Regions from separate parts of the Mus musculus genome. Here regions 2 and 3 are each linked to region 1. A link is a loop called in an ENCODE intact Hi-C map of the cell type or tissue named here. Cell type or tissue: heart. All regions are shown on one strand. Links, peaks and the distances in the headings refer to the core of each region. The heading gives the core; the rest is flanking DNA. Region 1 has its middle 18 kb from the start of Gm23229. Region 2 holds the start of Smg1 (SMG1 homolog, phosphatidylinositol 3-kinase-related kinase (C. elegans)). Region 3 holds the start of Gm40454 (a long non-coding RNA gene).

Region 1 (4,474 bases), core at 980-3,479:
GCACTAAATAAATGAATGAATGAATGAATGAATAAATAAATAAATAAATAAATAAATGTGTTAACACTTTTAAATAAAATAAGTAACAAGTTGAAGGGGCAGGGGTACAGTATGGTGGCACCCGCTTAGAAACCCAGGGATCAGGAGGCGGCCAGGTCGGAGCTCAAGGTTATCCACAACTACGTAGTAAGTTTGAGGTCATCCTGGGCTACCTGAAACAGCTCAAATAGCAGCGCGCGCGCGTGCGCGCGTGTGTGTGTGTACATAACACAGTTGATTTAGATACCCCTTCTTCCTCCCTGAAGTGCCGCATGCTGAGGCAAACTTTTAACTCCAACTCGGAAGTGGTGGCTTACACCTGTAATCCTAGTGCTCTGGCTGAGGCAGGCAGGATCCCCTCCTTTTCTTCTTTATAAAATGCTTTCTTTTCATTTTATGTGCATTGGTATTCTGCCTGCACGTGTGTCTGTGTGAGGGTGTGAGATCTCCTGGAATTAGAAATACAGACGCTTGTGAACTGCCATGTGGGTGCTGAATTGAACCTGGGTCCCCTGAAGATCAGCCAGTGCCGGTGCTCTTAACCTCTGAACCACCTCTCCAGCCTCCCTTTCTTTTTCTTTTTCTTTTTCTTTTCTTTTTTTTAAATTACATTAGCCTTAGCTATCTGTTAGTTGCATTTGGGGGTAATTCACCTTTTCCTCTGCTGTGGTTGCCTGCGCACAGTGTGGCAGTCTCAAGCTTACCTCAGCCCTGTTTCTTGAAGTAGTTCTAAAATGGCAATTGTCCTTTTTTGTTTTTTAAGATTTATTTATTTATTTATTTATTTTATGTATGTGAGCACACTGTAGCTGTACAGATGGTTGTGAGCCTTCATGTGGTTGTTGGGAATTGAATTTTTAGGACCTCTGCTCACTCCAGTCAACTCTGCTCGCCCAAAGATTTATTATTATATGTAAGTACACTGTAGCTGTCTTCAGACACAGCAGAAGAGGGCGTCAGATCTCATCACGGGTGGTTGTGAGCCACCATGTGGTTGCTGCCCCCCTTTCTTGTTCTTTATCCAAGCAGCCAGCCTGGACACGGTTCCTTTTTTTCTTTCTGTCTTTTTGTTTTGTTTTGTTTTGTTTTGTTTTGTTTTGTTTTTCAAGACAGGGTGTCTCTGTATAGCCCTGGCTGTCCTGGAACTCACTCTGTAGACCAGGCTGGCCTCGAACACAGAAATCCACCTGCCTCTGCCTCCCAAGTGAATTTGGGATTAATGCTGGGATTAAAGGCGTGTGCCACCACTGCCCAGCTTTCTTTCTGGTTTTTTGTTTGTTTGTTTGTTTGTTTGTTTTCCTTCCTTTCATCCCTTTTTTCTTCCATCCTTTCTTTCTTTCCCTCCCTCCCTCTTTCTTTCTTCCTTTCTTTCTTTCTTTCTTTCTTTCTTTCTTTCTTTCTTTCTTGAGACAGGATCTGTCTTTATAGCCTAGACTTGTCTTGAACTCGTGGTCTTTCTTGAGACTGGGGATGTAGCTCAGGTTTTACAGTGCTTGCCTAGCACGCACAAAGCCCTTGTTTCCAACCGGGCCACCCTATGTGTGTGTGTGTGTGTGTGTGTGTGTGTGTACGTGCGCATCGGTCATTTCATCACTGAAGAGGTGAAGATCAGAAGATCGGAGATCAGAACTTCAAGGTCATCCCTCGGATATTTAGAAACTAATAGCTGGGAGATGGTGTCGAGCTCCTTTAATTGCAGCACTTGGGAAGGAGAGGCAGGCAAATCACTGTGAGTTTGAGGCCAGCCTGAAAGAAAGAAAGGAAGGAAGGAAGAAAGAAAGAAAGAAAGAAAGAAAGAAAGAAAGAAAGAAAGAAAGAAAGAAAGAAAGAAAGAAAGAAAGAAAGAAAGAAAGAAAGAAAGAAAAAGTGTGTGTGTTGTCGGGAGCTGGGGGCTTAGTTTGCAGATGGCTTCCTGCATAACTGAAGGCCGGTCTCTCTTGGAAGAGAGCTGTTGCCCGACCTTCCACATATGGCCACTAGAGGACGCGCCGTAGCAGCCGAAGTCGCGAAGGACTTGGATGCTCCCCAGGAAGCATCCTGGGAAAACAAAGCGGTCTTATTTTCAAAAGGCTGAAGAGGCCCCTACAGAGCGCCCACACTTCGTCTCCTCATAAGTAAACAAACTTAATTACAATTTAATTTATTCTGAGTTGTATCAACAATTAAAAAGAAATTACCCTCCCGCTCTATTTTCTTTCTCTTTATTTAAAATAGGTTCCTCCTAACTTGAGCGATTTAATGTGGGGAAACAATTGGATTTTAATGACCTTCTCCTCGGAGCTCTGCCTAGTAGGTGGGTCCTGCCTCTTCCACCTGGCTTTGGTTTACATCTCCCAACATCTTAATATGTCATTTTTGCCTGATGATAGTTAGCCGACTTCCACAGACACGGACAGAAACACGTCCCTCTCCAGCCTCCACAGTTCACTGGTTCAAGCACAAAAGCTACAAAACAGCCCATTTCTGCCCCACCCTTCCCCACTTCTTGTTTGCCTCTCTGCATCCCTGTGGTCCACCATCTGCAAGCCTTTTGGAAGTGACTGTTATGTAAGGAAGGGAATAGAAATAATTAACACTTGATTCAACCGTAGCCTGTGCTTTCTAAGCCACTTTGGGGGAGATGATGCACGAGGTAAACAAAAACCTACGCTGTTCACAATCACCAAAGAGTAGGGTCAGCTCAAATGTCTGCCGAAGACTGCAATGAATAAACAGTGGGAGGCCTGTCTGTGTGCGCGTGCGCATGTGCGTGTCTGTGACCCTGACAGCTCAGAGGTAGGCCCCAGGCACACCTATGAGAGCCTCTGGGAATTGTCTGTGGGAACTGTCCTAAGTTGGCTGATGAGGACACTTCTTGATTGTGATGGAGACCATTCCCTGAGTGGAGATCCTGGACTGTATAAAATAGAGCAAGCCAAGCGCAAGCGTGCGAGCACTAGATCCATGCCTTCTGCTTCTGACTGTGGCTATAAAGAACCAGCTGCTTCAGGCTCCTGACACCTTTCGTCCCCAAAATGATGGATCAGCCGTGGGCGGGAAACTTTTCTCCTTTCAGGTGTTTTTGTAGGAGTTATCAGAGCTACACAAAACAAAGCTAAGACAGGGGAATACTGTTTCACTGAAAAAAAAAGAATATAAAGTGGGGACTGGAGAGATGGCTCAAAGGTTAAGAGCACTGACTATTCTTCCAGAGGTCCTGAGTTCAATTCCCAGCAACCACATGGTAGCTCACAACCATCTAAAATAGGATCCAATGTCCTCTTCTGGTGTGTCTGAAGACAGCAATGGTGTACCCATACACTGTGTGTGTGTGTGTGTGTGTGTGTGTGTGTGTGTGTGTGTGTGTGTGTGTGTGTCTGATATATGCTGCAGAAGAAAAAAAAAAAAAACCAGCCATGAGAGGCTCACCTCATAGTCCTCATTCCGGTAAGATGTCCAGAAGAGGCACCCACAGAAACAAAAGGGACATTAATGGTTTCCTGGGCCTGAGCACAGGGGTAATGGAAAGGGACTGCTTCCTAGGGGGTTTCTTCAGTGTTGAAAATAACCATGGGATTTCAGGAACTGGGCGTCTTCAGCCCCACTGTGTTGTAGAGTTTCCACTTCAGGTATTGATGGCAAGGTCCAGTCCTCAATCTGCTGGGTGCACACTGGAGATAAACCAGTAGATAAAGAGGTGACATATCACGTGAGTCTGAGGTGATGTGGAGACACAAAGTTCTAGTTAGCATTGCCTGCAGAGACTCTGGTCCAGTTCACATGGCCCTGTAGGTCACCTGACTGTTAATTTAGGCTAGCCGCTAGATGGGAAGTTCCAAACGAGCCAGAGCTACATAGTGAAACCTGTCTGGGAGCCAGGGAGAGGCAAATGTTAACGACTGCTAGGCTTTGTCAGGCTAATCATGTGCTCTACCACAGAGCTATCTCCTTAACCCCAAGATCTGTGGCGCTTTGGCTGGGAATGTGGCTCAGTTGGTACCGTGCTTGCTTATGTGCACCAAGTCCTGGACTGCATCCTCCACACCACAGAAACTAGTCATGGTGGCACTCACTTCTAACCCAGCACTTAGGAGGTGGAGACAGGAGGGTCAGAAAGTTTAGGTCATCATAGGCTACACAGTAAATCCAAAGTCAGCCTGAGAGTCACAGATGCTGGGGCTAGCACAGGGTCTCACACTGGGTAAGTGCCACTGAGACACAGCAAACTGAAGGCCTTAGCAAGAGGTCTGTTGGTCATCCTCATGTCTGTCCTTTTCTATTTTATTTTTAAATATTATTTATGTCTTCGGGTGTTTCCCCTAGTACATCACGTGCATGCAGTACCCACGGGGGCCAGAAGAGGGCGATGGATCCCTTAGAATTTCGGTTACAGATGCTTGTGAGAGGCTCTGGGCCTGTTCACGACTTCTGAGACATTGGACCAGTCTGGTGTCCG
Region 2 (4,474 bases), core at 1,975-4,474, 54 kb after region 1:
GACATATTAACCCCTTCTTAATGGGTTGAAATGAGAAAGAGGCAGGATCAGTTCATCTGGAGCAGAAAAAGCAAGGACTCTGAAGTAAAGAACTAGGAACATAGTAGACTACTTGCCTAGTATGCATGAGACCTTGGATTTGATCCCTAGTAACATAAAAAATTGGTCCAGCATGGGCTATATAAAACTCTGGCAAACAGACAAACAAATGAACAAACAAACAAACCAACACACTGTGAGGGAAACAATCTAAAAACCAGACTTTGGAACTGAGGAATGGCATCAGGCAAAAGGCACCTGCAGCCAGACTGAGAGCTGCTCTAGCAGGGAGCGAGAGGGGACCTGAACAAATTGGAGGACTTCAGTCAGTTCTCATGATAGGTCCTGCCCTTAGTGCTTTCTCCCTAAGCTTCTTGAGGGCTGGGTGCTGATGGCTGTCCTAGTGTCAATTTCTTGGTTAGTAGGTACTCCATCAATTTTGCTGAATTTCGACTAAAAGACCAAACCATGATTAGATGACATATTAGAATGTACTAAGGACTGGGGCTGGAGAGATGGCTCAACAGTTCAGAATATGTACCCCATCTATATATTCTTATTATGTAGTCTGGCTGTCCTGGAACTCTCTGTATAGACTCACACTCACAGAGATTTCCCTGCCTCTGTCTCCGATTCCCCAGCTTAAAGGTGTACTTTACAATACAGGGCTCAAGAACATACACTGCTCTTACAGAGGACCTGAGTTTGGTTCCCAGCACCCACTGGCTGGCTCCAAACTGCCTATAACTCCGGTTCCAGGAGATCCAACGTTCTCTTTGGACTAATAGTACCCTATTAGTATTTGCTACTCCCCACTCCTATAATTAAGAATAAAATACTTAAAAAATACTAGATTATGTGTTTATCATTGCTTCTATAATTAAACATATAAGTAACAAAACAAGAATACCTTCTAAAAATCCAGGCATGGGGCTGGAGAAATGGCTCAGCGGTGTTCTTACACCGGTTTCTCTTCCAGAGGTCCTGAGTTCAATTCCCAGAAACCACACGGTAGCTTAAAACCATCTGTAATGGGATCTGATTGATTCCCTCTTCTGGTATGTCTAATGACAGCCACAGTGTACTCATATAAATAAAATAAATAAATCTTTAAAAAAAAGGCAAAACCAGGCATAATGGCACATGCCTGTAAATCCAGCACCCAAGAGGCAGATGCAGGAGAGTTATGAGTTGGAGCCCAGCTGTGCTTTTTAACTTATGCACCTGGTGGGTCCCTTCCTTGTATCCTTTTTTCAGTGAGAAGTAAATTGGCATTTATGAAGATGCCCAGAGCAATTTCAGTATGGAAGCAATCTTATTGAAGTAACGATCATTATTTTACAGCACTGGCGATTGAACAGGAGGCCTCAAACATGGTAGGTGACCAAACTGCTGCAACACTGAACTACTTTCCAGCTCCATTATTGATTTTTTTTTTTTTACAGTAGGTTGGTGACCAGGCCTGGGTCTGGCCAATTCCTTGTGGGAATTTCTGTCTTGAGTCAAAGATCGTATTTTTCAGAAGACTTTCCCCCCACTTCTTCTGCAATGGTGGGCAATGTGGGTGGCAGAAAGAGAAAAAAAATCATTTGATTGTCTTTTGGAATAGCAGGATCCTCCTTCATTGACGGATTTGTGGGCATACTCAGGATCAGATGGTGGAAAAATGTAAGGGATATACTCATAGGGAGATATCGCCTGATAATTAAGTACTTTAGTGATAGTTTTATTTCTTGGGGGTTGGGTAGGCAGTGTCCCATGTAGGCCAGGTTTGCGGAAGGTGAGCCTGAACAACTTCCGGTTTCCATTTCTTGAATGCTAGGGTTACAGACACATCGTCATGCTGCATTTATGGGGTGCTGGGGATGGAACCCAGTGATTCGTGCTTGCTCCTGCTTTGAGCATTCTACTTTCTGAGCCATGTCCTTGGTAACAATTTTGAATTACTTAAGTGATGTATACATACTTCTCTTGTGAGGCAAAACGATGGATGGCCTAAAAACTTTATGTGGAAAAGGTTTAAATACTTGCTTGATGTGTATCTCGGCTATTTTTAAAGTTGAGCCTGCAGCTAGGGAGATAGCTCAGTCATTAAAGTGCTTGCCCCGCACACACGAGAAACCACCTGAAAAAAAGCCAGAAATGGTGTCACCGTTTGTAAAGCCAGCGTTGAGGAAACAGAAGATTCGTGGGGCTCTCTGGCCAGCTAGTGAGAGAGAGACCTTGCCTCAAAATACATGGTAGCTGGAGGCTTATGAGCAACACTTGAGGTTGTTCTCTGTACTTCACATGTAAACACGCACACAAAGGAGTATATTGCGTTCACATAATGTGCCCAGTGCTTTATCGAATTCTTTCAGGAGAGTGTGGGTAACAGGCCTCTTACTACTAGAAGGAACCAGATTACAGAGCACAGTTCATGGGGCAGGAAGCAGGCGTTGTTTTTCACTTTTGGAAAATATGTACCAGGACTGCATGACATTTCAGGTAGGGGTTGAAAAGGTGTCGCTTTCACTTCCCCTTCCTCGATTTTACTATTCTGACTTTTTCCCTTAAGACGGTGGCAGGCAGGTGGACGCACGTGAGCGCCAAGGGCACATCTGTGTGCGCGCATTAGCGCTCAAGGGCACGCTCCCCCTCCTGTCCTCCATTGGACGCCTGTTCACACCTGACTGCCGGTCCTCCGAGTGTATGGGAGGGCGTGTGTGGACCCGGGGTGGAGATCCCCTCTCCCATGATGCCCCGCGACGAGTCCACATTGCTCTCTACCACCCGCAGACAGAGCTGCTGCTCAGGAGGCCCAGGGAGGTCCGCTCGGGTCCCTGCTCTCCAGTAGTTCTCGCCTTCTCCTCAAAGCCCCACCCCTTTTAGCTACGCGAACGCGGACCTCGCCTTGAAGTCTAGGCTCTCAGAACTCCAGTGCCTCTCGAGCAGGTCCCGCCTTTTGACTTTCGCCCCTCCCCTCTCCAGGTTCAGCAGCCACAGACCACGCCCCAACTAGTCCCGCCCTTCTTCTCCAGGCTTGGGGCGCGCCGGCACCGCCCCTCCTAGGTGACCCTACCCCTGTCATAAGCCCCGCCTCTAGTCCATATTCTGTGACCAATAGCCCCGCCTTTCACCCCGAGCCCCGCCCCTCTCCAGGCTCCTAGGGCGCCGGCACCGCCCCTCGCTCCCAGCATGCCGTGCGGCAGCGGCGGCGCGGCGGGCGGAGCCGGGAGGCGGGGAAGCCGTGGCCGTGTGAGCGTGAGGAGCCGCCGCCACCGCCTCCTCGCTGTCCTCGTCCTCCTGGGCCCCAGCGTCGCGGGCCGCGCGCTGCCCTGGAAGAGACGTCGCCTCGCCTGCCTCCGCCTCCCCCTCGCCGCGCCGCTCCCGCCTCCTGCTCCTGCGTTGCGGGCTCCAGCGGAACCCGGAACGGCCGTCCGCCTCCCCCGCCCTCCGCCGCCCCCTCCGCGGCTTCCTCCTCAGCCCCGGGCCAGATCGCAGTGTCGGCGGCGGCCGGTTCAGGCGGCGACTCGCGCTTCTTCGGGCGGCGGCGCTTGGCCATGTCGTGTCGGGGAAGGTAATGAGCCGCAGAGCCCCGGGGTCTCGGCTGAGCAGCGGCGGCGGCGGCACCAAGTACCCGCGGAGCTGGAATGACTGGCAACCCAGGTGGGTGACCGCGTCGAGCCTCGCCTGGAGCTGGCCGAGGCCTAGGCCCGCGGGACTGGGAGGCGCGGCCTAGGCCCGCGGTCCCTGGAGCCGGGCGCGGCTTCCTGGGTGTCCTCCGGGCCTGGTCCGGCAGGAAAGCTGCGGGCAGCGGAGGCCTCTGTGCCCGGCTGGCCGCCTCAGCCGGATGGCTGGAGCAGTGGCTCTGAGCTTGGGTGGAGGAGGACGTTCCACTGCCGTCTAACTCCAAGTTGAGATTTGAGGTCCAGGAACCCTCCCTGTTACCTATTAACTTCCTCGGCTCCGCGTCCAGTCCTCATGCCAAAGACCACCTTAACTCTGCGTCCTTCTGGACTCCCACGTGTTAATTAATGTATTTTAAAAGCTGAGAACTCTACCGAGGTCTTCCTCTGACTTTAGACAGGATGTTAGTCGACCAAAAGATGAGATTATGGGACTGTGAATGAAATCGACACAATCAGGCACTGGGGCATTTTAAGTTTTCCCCAACTGCAGAAATAGTTTTTCTGGAAACAGTAATTTCCCAGGGCGCTTTGGAGTGAATTTGTATTCTCAGGAGTAGAGAAATTTCGTTTTGCATGAAGGAATTGGAGTCTGGTTGGATTTAAAATATTAAGAGAAAAATACGAAAGAAAAACTATTTCTAGTCAGTTCTTTCTGATTATGGACTGGTTATACTTAATGTAGGTTCCCATTCTTTGCTGAGTAAAGGCTTCAAGTATTCAGAGACTACTTGAGCTTTAACAGTGCCTAGGACTTCCTAAATGTA
Region 3 (2,500 bases), core at 1-2,500, 120 kb after region 1:
TCATCTTCAGCTGTTGGTAAAAACCTTCTCTGGATTAACTCAGTGGCCCAGCAGGCTGAAGGGAGGTAAGTTATAAAAAAAGAAATAAGTAATGGTGTTTTTATGTCCAAATTCTTTGTATTGTATAATATTGAAAATGGCTTTGTCCACTTTGAGTGTTGTACTATAATCACTTCAATAGGGGAGGCATCTTTCATTTGGTTTTTGATTCCAGCCATGTATGAATGTCTCATTTAAGAGGTTACGAGAAATCATACTGGAAAGCAAGGTCTTTCAGCTTCATAAATAGTTTTAACATGATTTTTTGATTGAAAACCAAAACTCTGGTGTGATATTGTGTGTTGCTGGAGTGTTTGCTCACAACGTTGTGGATTGATTACATGTGCAGATTGATTCAGTTTTGAGTGAAGAGCATACCTCAGGCATTTAAGTAGTTCTTAGAAATTTGGAGAGAGAAACAACCACTTAAATTTGGAAGAATAAATAACCTGGTGTCTGCAGGTTTTGGTGTGCCTATAAAGCTCCATTTGTTATGTGGGTAGTGTTTTCCTCCCCTACAGAAACAGCAGTATACCTATGGAGCTGCATAGCTTTTCTACACAACAATATTCTAAAACATCTAATGTGGTAAATATTCCACAATCTGATTTTTCTTAATTGATACTGCTATGTATCTGTGAATATATGATAATTTGACATACTTTATTTGTGGACGTCAAAGTTGTTATTGATCATTTCCAGTAGTTGTTCTATACTGTCTTGGTGTGAGACAGAGATCTAATTTCCTCCTCCAAATAACTGACTCATTGTCTTGCAATTCATTGAGTAATTCATTTTCTCGTCATTAATTCTTTTAGGATCGAGATACATTTGAGTAATTTTTTTTAAGAAATAAGGCTTCTATATTTGCATTTAAGGTTTGAAAAGGCCTCTGTGGAGTACCAGGAGCACCTGTGTGCCATGACAGGTGTTGATTGCTGCATCTCCAGCTTTGACAAGTCTGTTCTCACGTTGGCCAATGCTGGACGTAACAGTGCCAGCCCCAAACACTCTCTAAATGGTGAGCATTCAGTGTTTACATTTAAAATATGCCAAAGATACCGTTCATTTGTGCAGGTAAACTTCCAGGGGTCTGCCTTCTTTTCATGGTATATTAACAGTTCTCAATTTTGTCTTTTTTTTTTTTTTTTTTTTTATTTTAACAAAAACAAAAACAAAACCCTTTTAGGTGAATCCAGAAAAACTGTGCTATCCAAATCAATTGACTCTTCCCCTGAAGTTATCAGCTACTTAGGAAATAAGGCTTGTGAGTGCTACATCTCTATTGCTGACTGGGCTGCTGTGCAGGAGTGGCAGAACGCAGTCCATGACCTGAAGAAGAACTCCAGCAGCACCTCACTCAATCTGAAAGCCGATTTCAACTATATCAAGTAAGGGCTGCGTTTGCCAGTTACGGGTCTGTGTTGTCTGCCATGTCAATAAGTAGCCTTCCTCAGTAGTGAGAAATACCAAAATTGGTTATATTTATAACAGGAAGCTAACAGTCAAGGGAGAAATCTGCTTAGTGGGAAGATAGAATCATTATACATAAAAAGGTCGTGCTGGGCTGGTGAGATGGCTCAGTGGGTAAGAGCACCCGACTGCTCTTCCGAAGGTCCAAAGTTCAAATCCCAGCAACCACATGGTGGCTCACAATCATCCGCAACAAGATCTGACTCCCTCTTCTGGAGTGTCTGAAGACAGCTACAGTGTACTTACATATATTAATAAAATAAATCTTTAAAAAAAAAAAAAAAAAAAGGTCGTGCTTTAGAGAGGCTCACACAGGGAAGCTGTGTTTCTGAAGTACTGTTGAATAGTTGAAGACATTTAGTTTTAAGGATGAGAGTTTGTGAACATCTATATTATTTTTCTTCATTCCTCTTTAATTATCCTTCTCAAAATTGGGAATTTACTGCATTTTAGTCACATGGCTGGTAGGGCAAAGTTCATCAGAGTTGGCTTGCTGTCACCTTCCTAAAAACTGAGAACAGTCTTTGTGTAGCAGGACAAAACACTGTTTTTAGCTCTTCAAAATGGAGAGTGAAGAAACAGGAGAAAACACCTTGACAAAACATTAAGTAAACTTATCTTTTCTGTGTCTCAAGGAAAGCAGTTAGTCATAGACAGTTTAGGATAGCTGTGGTAGATTGGAGTTAGGGCAGAAGAAATCAAAATAGTAAGTTTTGTTTTGTTTTGTTTGGAAGAGGAGGGCAGCTGAAAGTCAAAAACTGTAGATTAGTGGGAACATGGGGATCCAGCCACCAGAAAACCCAGGGTCTTGTTTTGGTCACTAGACATGAACAGTTTATCAACATCCAGTACTTAACTCTGTCTCACTTGAGAAACAATTGGTTATACTGGTCTAGGTTGGAGCAGGAGTTGGGTAAGACAGCCGATGAACATTTCCATTGCTGTTTTTAGACCTAGTGATAAGAGGGACCAGTGAGAGAGGCAGATA

The links. Hi-C counts contacts between places; a loop is a spot of excess contacts. Peaks named below come from ENCODE experiments on the same cell type or tissue, not always from the same donor. Only the 100,000 strongest peaks of a DNase experiment are listed, where the experiment ranks them.
Region 2: a loop joins it to region 1, with 2.5 times the contacts of the local background. A loop is called at or near these places in 14 of 42 quality-filtered maps.
Region 3: it touches region 1 in a loop (4-fold over the local background); 7 of 42 quality-filtered maps call a loop at or near these places.

The regions. Positions count from the first base shown.
Region 1 is chr7:118,295,377-118,299,850 of GRCm38, reverse strand. No RefSeq gene overlaps it. Among named protein-coding and RNA genes, the nearest start is that of Gm23229, 18 kb to the right of the region's middle. In heart, for the core only: a CTCF peak has its summit at 2,018 (motif pointing right); a DNase peak (open chromatin) is centred at 2,010.
Region 2 is chr7:118,242,418-118,246,891 of GRCm38, reverse strand. It overlaps Smg1 (SMG1 homolog, phosphatidylinositol 3-kinase-related kinase (C. elegans)), which reads left to right and starts at 3,255. Exons shown (of 63, transcript NM_001031814.1): 1 at 3,255-3,687. The coding sequence starts at 3,602. It overlaps 4930583K01Rik (RIKEN cDNA 4930583K01 gene), which reads right to left and starts at 2,985. Exons shown (of 2, transcript NR_027879.1): 1 at 2,927-2,985; 2 at 1,341-2,164. In heart, for the core only: no CTCF peak of the experiment used is centred there; a DNase peak (open chromatin) is centred at 3,061; H3K4me3 peaks cover 2,279 bases; H3K27ac peaks cover 2,413 bases.
Region 3 is chr7:118,181,304-118,183,803 of GRCm38, reverse strand. It overlaps Smg1 (SMG1 homolog, phosphatidylinositol 3-kinase-related kinase (C. elegans)), which reads left to right. Exons shown (of 63, transcript NM_001031814.1): 23 at 1-65; 24 at 918-1,060; 25 at 1,229-1,430. It overlaps Gm40454 (a long non-coding RNA gene), which reads left to right and starts at 1,437. Exons shown (of 2, transcript XR_869898.1): 1 at 1,437-1,595; 2 at 1,802-2,500. In heart, for the core only: no CTCF peak of the experiment used is centred there; no DNase peak of the experiment used is centred there; H3K4me3 peaks cover 98 bases.